Regions from separate parts of the Homo sapiens genome. Here all the other regions are linked to region 2. Evidence: chromatin contacts called from ENCODE Hi-C data. All regions are on one chromosome and are shown on one strand. Each heading gives the region's core, a stretch centred on a gene start or an enhancer-like site at or near the end of the contact. The rest is flanking DNA. Distances are from core to core; before and after follow the strand shown.

Region 1 (2,700 bases), core at 73-2,572, 820 kb after region 2:
ATTTGACCTAGAGATTACCTTAAGTAAATGTAGAGCTAACAGATTGCCAACAGATATCTTTCTCATGGCTACCTCTTCGACCCCTGCCATGGCAACGCTTGTTGCCATAGTAGTAGGCACAGATGGAGCCCTTCCTCCAATCCTCTACTGATGCCACCACTGCTGTGGGTAGCATAAGGGACTTCACTCCCATAGCCAGCTCAGAGGGAAGTGTGATCCTTCATTCCTGAATTGGAGGTTTCAGTGTATTCTCCCATAGAACATGGTTAACTATAACCCATCCAATAGAATGCAAATTATTACTTACTAGTATGTTTTGGAGATACCATGGAGTAAACAAGCACTCTTGGCTAAGAGAGAAATGTAGCCAAAATTTATCAGTATTTTTTTTTTTTAAGAAAAACAAAGGCTCAACGTGCAGGCACCAAGTTTACAGACAAACTTATGGCATCAGCCTGTTTTCTAACTAGAAATTGCCTTGCCTGTACCCACACCCACAGTCATTGTCTACTTAAAGCTTGTTTCCATTACACATTAAAATGAATGAATTACAAACATTATTCATTAAGGTTTTGGCCACCTTTAATAAAAAAAACCTCTGGGTTCTGGATTCTTCTATTAGAAAAATATGACTATGTCAACACTAGCAACTTGTTGGAAACTGGGCGTATATTTTCAGTGTAATTATTAATGCAATCACCTCAATTCCTCTTTGGTATTAGGTTGCAAATAAATTATATAAATAAGTATTAATGCAATTATTAACTTGATAATTTTATGTACTATGTAGGCATGCAAGGAAATTAAACAAAGATGAAGGCTGCTACATTTGTTCATGTTTGGGATATACATAACAGTGACTTATTCTCTATATCATAAAGAGATAGAAGTGTACTAGATAGAACTTTGTCTTCAGCTGTATAACTGAGTATGATTGTAAAAAAAAAAACTGAGTATGATTTTCATGGTGGTTAAGTTAATAACATGTCACTATTATTTGTGCCCTTCTAAAACAGAAACCAAATAAATCATGTGTGTCCTAACTGGAAAGAAAGTAAAGGCAAAAAGCTGCAAACAAGCTAGTGGCTTACTTATTAAGAAGCCAAGCTTTTGCTGTCAGATAGCAGTTCAGAGGTTCCTCTTTAACCTGTAGGGTTTCTTGCAGAAAAGAATACTGATCGCATGTGAATGTCTTACTTCCTTCACAAACCTTTGAAAATATTTCCCAAAGATTGCGTTGCCTCTGCTCTTAGCTCAATAGCTCTCAAGGGAGTTGGCATCTCTTATCAGAAGCACACAGCCAGGCCAGGGGCAGCCGGCACATTGAGAGGCCAGGGCGGAGTAATGGCCAAGGCCACCGGGCAGGTAGTGAAAGGCCCCTCGCTGTGTTAAACAAATGCAGTTTCCTTCCTGGCTTCCGCTGGAGCTAATTTTGTTTTTCACTTCTCTTCTGGTATATGAACAATAAGGATGTATAAGGCCATTCTGCCTGTGAGGAGATGTGCATTAGATTATCATAAATCCACAGATAAAAAGCACAGTGGTCAATGAGAACAGGCATTCTTGGATGAAATAAAAGGTTTAATTGAAAGTGTGGTCCCAGGGGAGACAGATGATTGAGCGTGGTATTGAGTAGACATTAATTACCATAGTCCAGAGAGTGAAAAAAAAAAAAAAAAAGGAAGACCGTTCCTTTTTTTTTTTTTTTTTTTAAAGTTTCCAAATCTGTTTCTCTTTGAGAGAATATGGGAGATCATCCTAATAGGATGTTAGGAAAACAAAATGAGTCTTGCTTATACACAGTATTCTTAGAATACTATTAATGTTTCTTAAGAAGTAGCAGTTGATTTTTCTAATAGATATTTTTGTTCGAAGTTAGAGATCTAGACAAAGTACAATGTGTACTGTTATGCTGAATAATGGTTTTAAAAGATATATGCATATTGAATTATAACACATTAGTAAATGATTTGTACTTATTCATAAATCTAGAATTTTTCATTCTTTGGTTATATCTCTCAGCATTTTTTTGGTAGGCTGAGATTTTCTTCTACAATTTAGCAGAAAAAAATGAAGTCGAAAAGGCATCTGAACATACAGTCTTCATTAAATATTAGGCCACTAGTTTTGCATTGCTGAAATATGGCTGCCTTTATAAATCATACATGTTTGTTTAGCTAGTGCCCTACTTTTGATGTGGCTAAAATTATGGGAAGAACTCTACATCCACCGGGATAACGGATGGTGTCAAGAACTGCCTTAACAAGAAAATAATTGGTCAGGTGTCTCTTTTAACAGTCATTAGCATATTTGAATTATGAGTTTGGTTCTTCTTTCGGGTCAAATAGAGTATAAAAGTATTCTGAATTATCTGTACCTAATGTGCAACGGTTTTGAAAGGACAAAAACTGGGAGACTGAATATATTAAGAGTATGTTACTTTGTGCTTGCTTACAAACTGCTTCCCAATTCCGTTATTTAAGAAGAAAAAATAAAAAAATAAAAGCACCACCAACTGTCAGAGCAACTTTTAGTTGGCTTTTCAGTTTTATTTAGAACAAATGAATTTGCTCCCTGAGTGAATTTAAACTTTTCAATCAATTGTTTAGATGTTGATGTAGACATAGTCTTAGTTTTAAATGTGAAAAATTGCTTTTTTTGGTTTAATTTGAACAGGGTAGTTGCCAAATAGCACCAGCT
Region 2 (2,700 bases), core at 26-2,525:
CTTCGATGAGCAAGGAAATATCATTTATTTGTTTAGTCAAAAACATGTTCATTAAACATTTATTCCACGTATTAATTTACCTATTAGTAACACAACACATAGAAGGCAGTCAATAAATGTGTTGAATAAGTAAGCAAATGCATGACCATAATTATAATGCATATAATTCATGTAATAACCACAATATATTGTAACATATATACAGCATGAGAACATATTACAATAACAATGCTTTAACAGAGGCAAAAACAGAAGCCCAAGAGAACACAGAAAAGGTGCCTGACTTTGCCTAGTGAGATCTTGGAAATACAGCAGAAGAGAAATATGGAGAGTTTGAAAAAATGAGAGTTTATGGCTAGGAAAAAGGAAAGAGGAAAATCCAGAAAGCAAGAACACCCCATACAAACCCAGGAGTCACAGAAAAGCAAAGTGTATCTGGGAAAGAGTGTGACATTCCCCAAGGCATGCATAGGGAAAAAGTGGAAGTTGGGAAAGGAGAGGTGAGAAGATGAGGCCGCACAGGAAGGAGAGGTGAGATGCTTTAGTTCCTAGGCACCTGCCAAGCAGTTGGCATTCATTTTGAAGGCACTAGGAAGACAGGAAGTCTCACATCAGAGAAAAGCCACAATTGGATTTCGTTTTTAGGAAGATAACACGAGCACCAAGATAGCAAATTGACTTTATGTCAAATGCCATTTCCAAGTGATTAGTCATGAGAGCTGAAGGATAATGTTAAGAAAGACTGGGTGGTCACCTATGTCTGGGCTTAGTAGTTAAAGTGCCGTGAGCGATTAGCAATATCTACTATGGACAAGGGAGAAGGGGAACGGTGACAAGGTTGCTATGTGTTTTCCAAGACCGCGCCTACTACCAGCAGTGTGGAGGAGGGCCCACATGGAAGAGATCATTGTCAGGGAGAGCGGGTGATCTACTAATCCATACAAGAGGTGACGGACATCTGGAGAGGTACAGTGCAGGAACCAGACTCATAGGAGATTTCAGAGGCGCAATCAGGAGGCTCTGCTGAATGAATTTAGTCATGGATGAGATCCAGGCACTAAGGGCATCTCTGGCAAGCGAGCAAATTTCAGATGAGGATCGCTTTATGGTATTGGAACCAAACCCACTTGGCCCCATATACACCTCAGAGAGGATAAGATGACTCGGCAGTTCTGGGAACTGCCAGGGCACATTCCACAATTCTTGCCACCGAATCACTTTCTGATGTCTGTGGCCTCAGCTGCTTAGCCCAGCAGTTCTTGTGATTTATTCTCCAGAGCAGCTCCCAGAAGTTGAAAATCCTCCTAGAGCCAAAAACAGGAAGCATCCCCCACTCACCTGGCCCAGGGTCCAGGAAGGAATATGTGTGCTCTGACACACCCATGGTGTAAGTTCCCATTATGTCAGCAGTGTTTACCATCTCCAGGCACTTCCTATGACATAGGAGCACCGCCAAATCTCTTCACCAGCAGAGGAAATGACTAACTCCAGGAAGTCATCCCTTCTCCCTCTATCCCCCCAACCAAAAATGGAGAGGCTGTTGGACTTTCACTAAAAATATCAACACCATCTAAAAATAAGGTTCATCAACTCTGCCCTTGCCCCAGAATTCCTGACCCGAGCTCCTCTGACATCACCACTGGCCCCTGTCAACAGAGCCTCTCAGAGCCACCTCCTAGCTGCCCTCTTAGCTTAAAGTTCATTTTGAAATCAATCCCCACCAGCCTTCCCACCAATGAGATCACGAATAATAGCTGGCCATGACTGTATCAAACAAGTGTTTTCCCAGGGGATGGAAGGTCTTCCAAAACTCTTCCACAAGCACACGCACCCAAGCGGGTTTATTTCCTGTCTGGTTGGCTTCCTCCAGGCTCATTACGGTTTCAAGGTCATTTTCCAGAAAAGGAAAGAGAGTGCAGGAGTGTGACCTTTAGCAGTCTCGGGTGGACATGCAGCGGCTGACCTGTAGGAGAGTCTAAATGAAGCCATTTGTTAGGAAGCCATTGACAAGCACTTGGGGTATTCAGTAGTGGCACTGTTCCTACTGATGGTTCCTGGGGCACTCAGCCTGCTGCAGAGCTTTCTATTCTGTCTTGAGCTAAGAGACCCCAGCTGAAAATTGGCATTTGCTTTGGCGGTGGTGGTCTTGGTTGTTCTCAACTGATCTAGAGGAGAGTTGGGAAGAAATACCTAATCTTTAGTCCAAAGGAGAAGGATGGGAGAAATAAGACATAATTCTAGATTCAGTTGTGGTTTTTTTTTTGAGTCCCCAGGCTGGAGTGCAGTGGCGCAATCTCAGCTCACTGCAAGCTCCACCTCCTGGGTTCACACCATTCTCCTGCCTCAGCCTCCCAAATAGCTGGGACTACAGGTGCCTGCCACCACACCTGGCTGATTTTTCTTTTTTGTATTTTTTAGTAGAGACAGGTTTTCACTGTGTTAGCCAGGATGGTCTCGATCTCCTGAACTCGTGATCCGCCTGCCTCGGCCTCCCAAAGTGCTGGGATTATAGGCGTAAGCCACCACGCCCGGCTAGATTCAGCTCTTAACTCCTATATTGCTGGAGGTTTCTCTAATGACTGAACTGACTTATTAGCTTTGCTCCCCAAACAAGGAGGCAAGAAAGTCTCAAATAGCAACCCTTCCTCCGAGAGGAAGTAGCACAGCATAGTGGATAAAAGCTTTGAAGTTAGGGTCTCT
Region 3 (2,700 bases), core at 183-2,682, 880 kb after region 2:
CTATTCTGTTGATATATTAGTCCATCTCATGTCAGCATCACCCCATTTAAATTATCTTGCTATTATGTCTTGTTTTGATTACTTACAGGATAATCTTCCTTTAATTTTTCTTCCTTTGTGAAATTACTTTGGCTCTTCATATGTACTCATTCTCCTGCATGGACTGTACAATCAGCTAATCAAAATGAGTTTAAAGATGAAACAGGAATGCTTCCACTGTGGGGGGGGGGTGTGTGTGTGTGTGTGTGTGTGTGTGTGTGTGTGTGTGTGTGAGAGAGAGAGAGAGAGAGCATGCACATTAATTATAATGTTTGCTATTGGCTTCTGATGGAAACATTTGATCAAGCTACATAAGTTTCTTTGCATTCCTAACTTCCTAAAAGTTTTTTGATTAAATCATTTATTTTTTTTAATCAAGAATGAATGTTTAATTTTAGTAAGTGATTTTAAGGCCCTTACTGGCTGATAATGTGGATTTTGTTCTTTATTCTATTAGTGAAATAAAAGTGAGTTAATTAATAGATTCCCCAATATTAAATCTTCGATTCTTTTTCAATGACTCTAAATTTTTCTCTTTACTTGCAAAAATGTTTATTGATTAACTACAGATATGTATATTAAACACTTCTTGAGATGGTTAACACATTATATGCTCTAAAATGTAGGTGTACAACTCTGATAACAATTTTACTCAGTGTCATTAATTCCTATATATACATTATAAGTATAATGTATATGTAGCCCTTTTGAGGCTGCTTTGCCTTGGGATTTTGTGGATACTTTTACTGGCATGCATGTGGTCACATTTAAATCAGAACAGAAATGATTAACATGATAAATAAAAGGAAATTTGTTTTTAAATAATTGCATGTAGTCATGCTAATTCAAAGGGGTTAGGGTGTCACTTAAGAGACTGGAGAGTGGATACTTCTGGGTTTTGGAGAAAATCAATCTTTTCCTACTAATTGTAGACTTTTCCCTATTTATTTAAATTACCAGAATTACTGTGTTCAGTCTGGACTCCTTTAATTTGTTCATAATTGAGCTTGTGTGGGTGTTGAGTTGGAAGCTCTCAGGAGCTGAATAACACAGCTGCCTCTTTGGCCTTTGGCATAGGGTTTTCCCCCAAAGAGCTGCCCTTGTTGGCAGTATGCCAGGAAGTTACATTCAAAGACTTTTTGATGAGGCATAAAAATCTTTAATTTCCAGGCTTGGTGTTTTATGACCCCATAATACTGTTTGAGAATTAGTCTGAATTATTCAAAAGATAGCACTTCAGTTTGTTGGCCCCCTTTGTTGACCTACTCTGTAGCCCCATTCAGAGTTAAGTTTAAAATGCTGTTTCTCACAAGATACTGTTTTTAGAGTTTTCTATCCTGTTTCACATTGGCCTCCCACGCCCATTTCAGAAGGGTGTTCTATAACACAGTTTGGAGAAGGCTAAGGGCAGTGCAAATGGAAGATGCTGGCCAGCTGCCCTGTTCAGTAAGAGGAAATGAGCTTAAAGTGATGCATGAGGCATTCAGACGAAATTTTAGGAAGTTTCCTGACAATGAAGATTGTTAACATTCCATGTCTCATAGTCTTTTAAGAAAGAGCATGTGTCCTGAAAAACTCTCCCTAAAATCAAGACGATAAATAGGTTGGCTGACTTCCTTTCAAGATTAGTGATTCACCAGTTTTATTTTCTGTTAGTTACTTGCTCTAATTTTTTTAAATTAGGAAATGTTTTTAGACACCCACAATTGAAGTAATTTATAAGCCAACTGAGTTCTCACATCTACAAAGGTAAATATTTGAGATACATTTTGAATATGAAACCTTTTATATATGTCAGATATTCCTCTTAGACAGTACATTTCTAGTATCAGCTCAAAGATGAGCATGAAAAAAGCCCCATTCTACTGCTCTAATACTTTCTTTTTAAGATTATATTCATATAGTGAGGTACTTCTATATGAATTATTGATAATAAAGACTGAATACATAGGATAATTTTTATAAAATTGTATATTCTAATAAGTGTGATGCTGGTTTGTATTAATATATAAAATATATTTTACTATTTTTATTTATATCCATGGATTTCTTTTATTGTCCACCAATAAGTAGTACCTCTGAATATAGTTAAAAGCTGAATTGGATATTACTGTTTGGGATACAACTTTGACTTAAAGAAAAGAACCTGTTTTGTAAAGAAAAATTAATGGTAATATTGTAAGAAAGTGTCTATTTGTATAATAGACAAGTATACAAAGATGAAGTCAGCTATATACTTTAAGCTCTAGTAAGTCAAAATAAAGGAATTATAGAGAATGTTCTTTCATTAAGTAAATGTTTATTAAGTGCCTACTGTGTGCCGGGAAGTGCATTAAACACTGGAGATGTGGTAAATAAATGAAAGAAATGGTGCTTGCTGCCTGTACCTAGATTAGAACCCCAACAGGAAAGAAAAGCTCAAGAGTTAAGGAAAAACTACCAAAAGGAAATTCTGACATTATGATAACTTATCTCAGGGAGGAAGAAAGGGAAGAGGCATCTGAAGACACTCATGTGGCTGCCTCAAGAACTCACTGATAACCTCGGCTATGTAGAAAAGAGGAAGAGAGAAGCAAATGATTAAAATATATACATATATGTACATTTTTACTGTGTGTGTATATACACATACACACACACACACATATATATACACACGCA
Region 4 (2,700 bases), core at 177-2,676, 540 kb after region 2:
GAAAAGTAAAAGTTTTTAAGAACTTTATTATTCTCAAATTTCAGTGAAATTAGAATGTAAAATCTTAGATGTGAATACTTTTACATGATGTTTATTAAATATAGTATGCTTCAAGGCAAAAAAATATGACATTGAAGACCAATATTTAATAGCCAATTTTTTCTTTTCTTTTTTCTTTTTCTTGAAGTGAGCAGAATATGCATAATGATAGGTATGATGAAATTTTATTTAGTGGTATTCGGAAGTATTCGACTTTAACAAGTATGTGCTGTTCTGTTGTGAATAAAAATTTGGGAAATAAAAACTAGAAACTTTACTCTGCACATATTAGGAGTATAAAAGTAGATTATGTTTTTAGAAATGGATGAGAATAGCCATATACCCCAACATCAAGATCTATGGTCTACAAAGCTAAAAGATGTAAAAGAAATGTGGAGGTTAATACAATAAGAGCACCCTCCCCCATTTATAAAGGTCAGACATGCCTATGGTGTACATTGCTATCTGTAAAGATTGGAAAACCTCAGATGTTGCATCTTAAAATATGTACATTTTCTGACATTTGGGTAGAACAATATAATTTCTTATAAATGAACTTGATTCCTGACATTCAGTTGAATGTTAATTTAATTTTGGTGCTAGTATAGCAAAGTCTTCCACATGTCATCGTAGTTGAGTTATCCTAGGAGTTTTGATGACTGGGAATAAAGAGGGCCTCCCTTGAAGGCTGGGCAGTGATGGAGACGTAAGATAAATTCATAGCAGTAACAAATCTAGAAAGAAAAGCCCTAGAGCATAACCCACAGCAAATCCTGAAACTCTCTTCCTTTAAGGAATTTCCTGGTGGCCTTAGGGAGGATATTAATGGAACTCTTTAGGCTTAACCTTGTTAAGGGACTGTTATGCAGCCCTTGTTGTTTTCTACTTTAAAGTCAAGAATTTTAAGCAGATTAGAATGAAGAATAGTGCAGTGCAGCATAAAGTTAGTATTATACTGTTAATAACATTCATCTGAATTATTAATTTCTGCCAGCAGTTGCTTTTAATATAATCAGGATTAACTGTAGAAATACGGATTGTTTTCCCCTTTTTGCTTTTTTATCTGAAGAATAATTTATTGTAATTAAGAATACATTATAAAAACAAAAAGGAATCGCAGCTATAAAAATGTGTTATATCAATGACTGATTATATTAACATTCTATAGCTGTCTAATTTCTTAGGCTAAAAAAAAAATCAAAGGAAATTGTTTCATTCAAATTGTTGAGCTTTTTGCCATCTTTAGAACCAGTCAGCTAGAGGAGAGTGTTTGTGACGATTACCAAGAATGGTTAAAACCAAAAGGTGTTGGTTTGCTTGCTCTCTCTTCTGGTGAGACAGCCATTTGAAATAGCATTCAGGCAGCGTGGCCTGGACGCTGAAGCAGAGCTTGGCAGATGGTACCGCAGGATGGAGAAACTGCTGGCAGATGGCATGGACTATTTGAGCAACAAAGAGACTTTTGGCTACCAATGCTAAGAGTTGGAAAGAAAGAAGACGACAACTTCTCCAGTGCTGCCAGCTTGTATACAGAAAACGTTTTGGCAGAATGGAGACTGGTAAAAGATATTCAATTGTTAACTGCAAGGAAAGAGAAGAGTTGTTGTTATTAAGTTTCCTAAGTGTGCTCCCTCTGGTGTGATTGGAACGTAGTTTCATATGGAAGAGCCCTTTAGAGATCATCTAAACCAACTATGCTGACTGAATATTTGGACACATTCAGTCTGTTTTTACTACTGAAAAGATATCTCTTTGAAGCATTATTTATAAAAAGTTTAATCCATGTTTGTTTTTGATAAGTTAAAAAAAAATCTTTATTGAAGACCTTATTTCCCAGGCTTCATATGTGCAGATTAGCAGTGGTTCTTGTTTAGCATTGGGCTAAAATAATGTACAGTGAAGTCAGGTTTGGCTAATATGACACAAAAATGTAGAGTTTTCCCTGCAAATGCTATACATAATTGAATCACTGAATTACTTAGGGGGTTATAGTCATTACCACACATCTCCAATTTGTTTTCTGGAATCTCTGAAGCCACTTATTACAAATAGACATTTAGTTCCTAATGATTTCATTGGGGGCTGCTACAATTTTTCATTTGTAGCTTTTTCACCTATTGCTACCTAATACCTTTCTCTCTCTCTCTCTCTCTCTCTCTCTCTCTCTCTCTCTCTCTCTCTCTCTCGTACCTCTTATTTGATATTGTGTTTCCAGAATTAATTAATTTAGATGACTTTCACGTAGTAACTTTTATCCACAAGTAATACTTTAAGCAGAAATATATAACTTGGTTTTTCTAAAATAATTAATTTAACATATCAAGAATGGTATTAAGAAAAATATTTGGGGATTTTTAAATGAAATTTAAAGTGGAAATGTATTACTTGAGGTAGAAAAACCAATTCTATACATATTCTTAATAGTTAAATCTCCTAGCTCACTGAAGTTTAAATTTTTGGTATCTCAATTATTCAGAAAACTGCTGAGATTTTGGATGTAATTGAAAATGCTACTGAATTGAGATCAAAAGGGATAAGTAAGTTATATTCAGAATAGTGTCACTGGAGATGCCTCTGAGCCACCAAAATTACCATCATAATGATTATTTAACTTTTGAGAAGTACTCTTGGCTTTTGGACTCTTACCTTACATAATTTTCT

Evidence for each region. Hi-C counts contacts between places; a loop is a spot of excess contacts on that map. Pooled maps may share reads with other maps.
Region 1: a map of CD8-positive, alpha-beta T cell shows a loop between it and region 2 (3-fold over the local background). The contact joins two enhancer-like sites. A Hi-C loop is called at or near these places in 2 of 168 maps with a recorded cell type or tissue (CD8-positive, alpha-beta T cell and naive thymus-derived CD4-positive, alpha-beta T cell) and 6 of 50 pooled maps.
Region 3: a map of A673 shows a loop between it and region 2 (3-fold over the local background). The contact joins two enhancer-like sites. A Hi-C loop is called at or near these places in 2 of 168 maps with a recorded cell type or tissue (A673 and naive thymus-derived CD4-positive, alpha-beta T cell) and 9 of 50 pooled maps.
Region 4: a loop to region 2 is called in a map of psoas muscle, with 2.6 times the contacts of the local background. The contact joins two enhancer-like sites. A Hi-C loop is called at or near these places in 8 of 168 maps with a recorded cell type or tissue (A673, IMR-90, PC-3 and 5 more) and 9 of 50 pooled maps.

The regions. Positions count from the first base shown.
Region 1 is chr2:205,138,794-205,141,493 of GRCh38, forward strand. All of the region lies in intron 10 of PARD3B (par-3 family cell polarity regulator beta), which reads left to right. Among named protein-coding and RNA genes, the nearest start is that of NRP2, 540 kb to the right of the region's middle. Within about 2 kb of position 1,323, at least 2 of the 41 ENCODE cell types and tissues checked have a DNase peak (open chromatin) inside an H3K27ac peak, as active enhancers do.
Region 2 is chr2:204,320,801-204,323,500 of GRCh38, forward strand. No RefSeq gene overlaps it. Among named protein-coding and RNA genes, the nearest start is that of PARD3B, 220 kb to the right of the region's middle. RefSeq lists an enhancer at 837-2,036. Within about 2 kb of position 1,276, at least 5 of the 41 ENCODE cell types and tissues checked have a DNase peak (open chromatin) inside an H3K27ac peak, as active enhancers do; they include psoas muscle, where a contact is called at or near this core.
Region 3 is chr2:205,196,804-205,199,503 of GRCh38, forward strand. The region is part of intron 15 of PARD3B (par-3 family cell polarity regulator beta); the gene reads left to right. Among named protein-coding and RNA genes, the nearest start is that of NRP2, 480 kb to the right of the region's middle. Within about 2 kb of position 1,433, at least 4 of the 41 ENCODE cell types and tissues checked have a DNase peak (open chromatin) inside an H3K27ac peak, as active enhancers do.
Region 4 is chr2:204,858,990-204,861,689 of GRCh38, forward strand. All of the region lies in intron 2 of PARD3B (par-3 family cell polarity regulator beta), which reads left to right. Among named protein-coding and RNA genes, the nearest start is that of PARD3B, 310 kb to the left of the region's middle. Within about 2 kb of position 1,427, at least 2 of the 41 ENCODE cell types and tissues checked have a DNase peak (open chromatin) inside an H3K27ac peak, as active enhancers do; they include psoas muscle, where a contact is called at or near this core.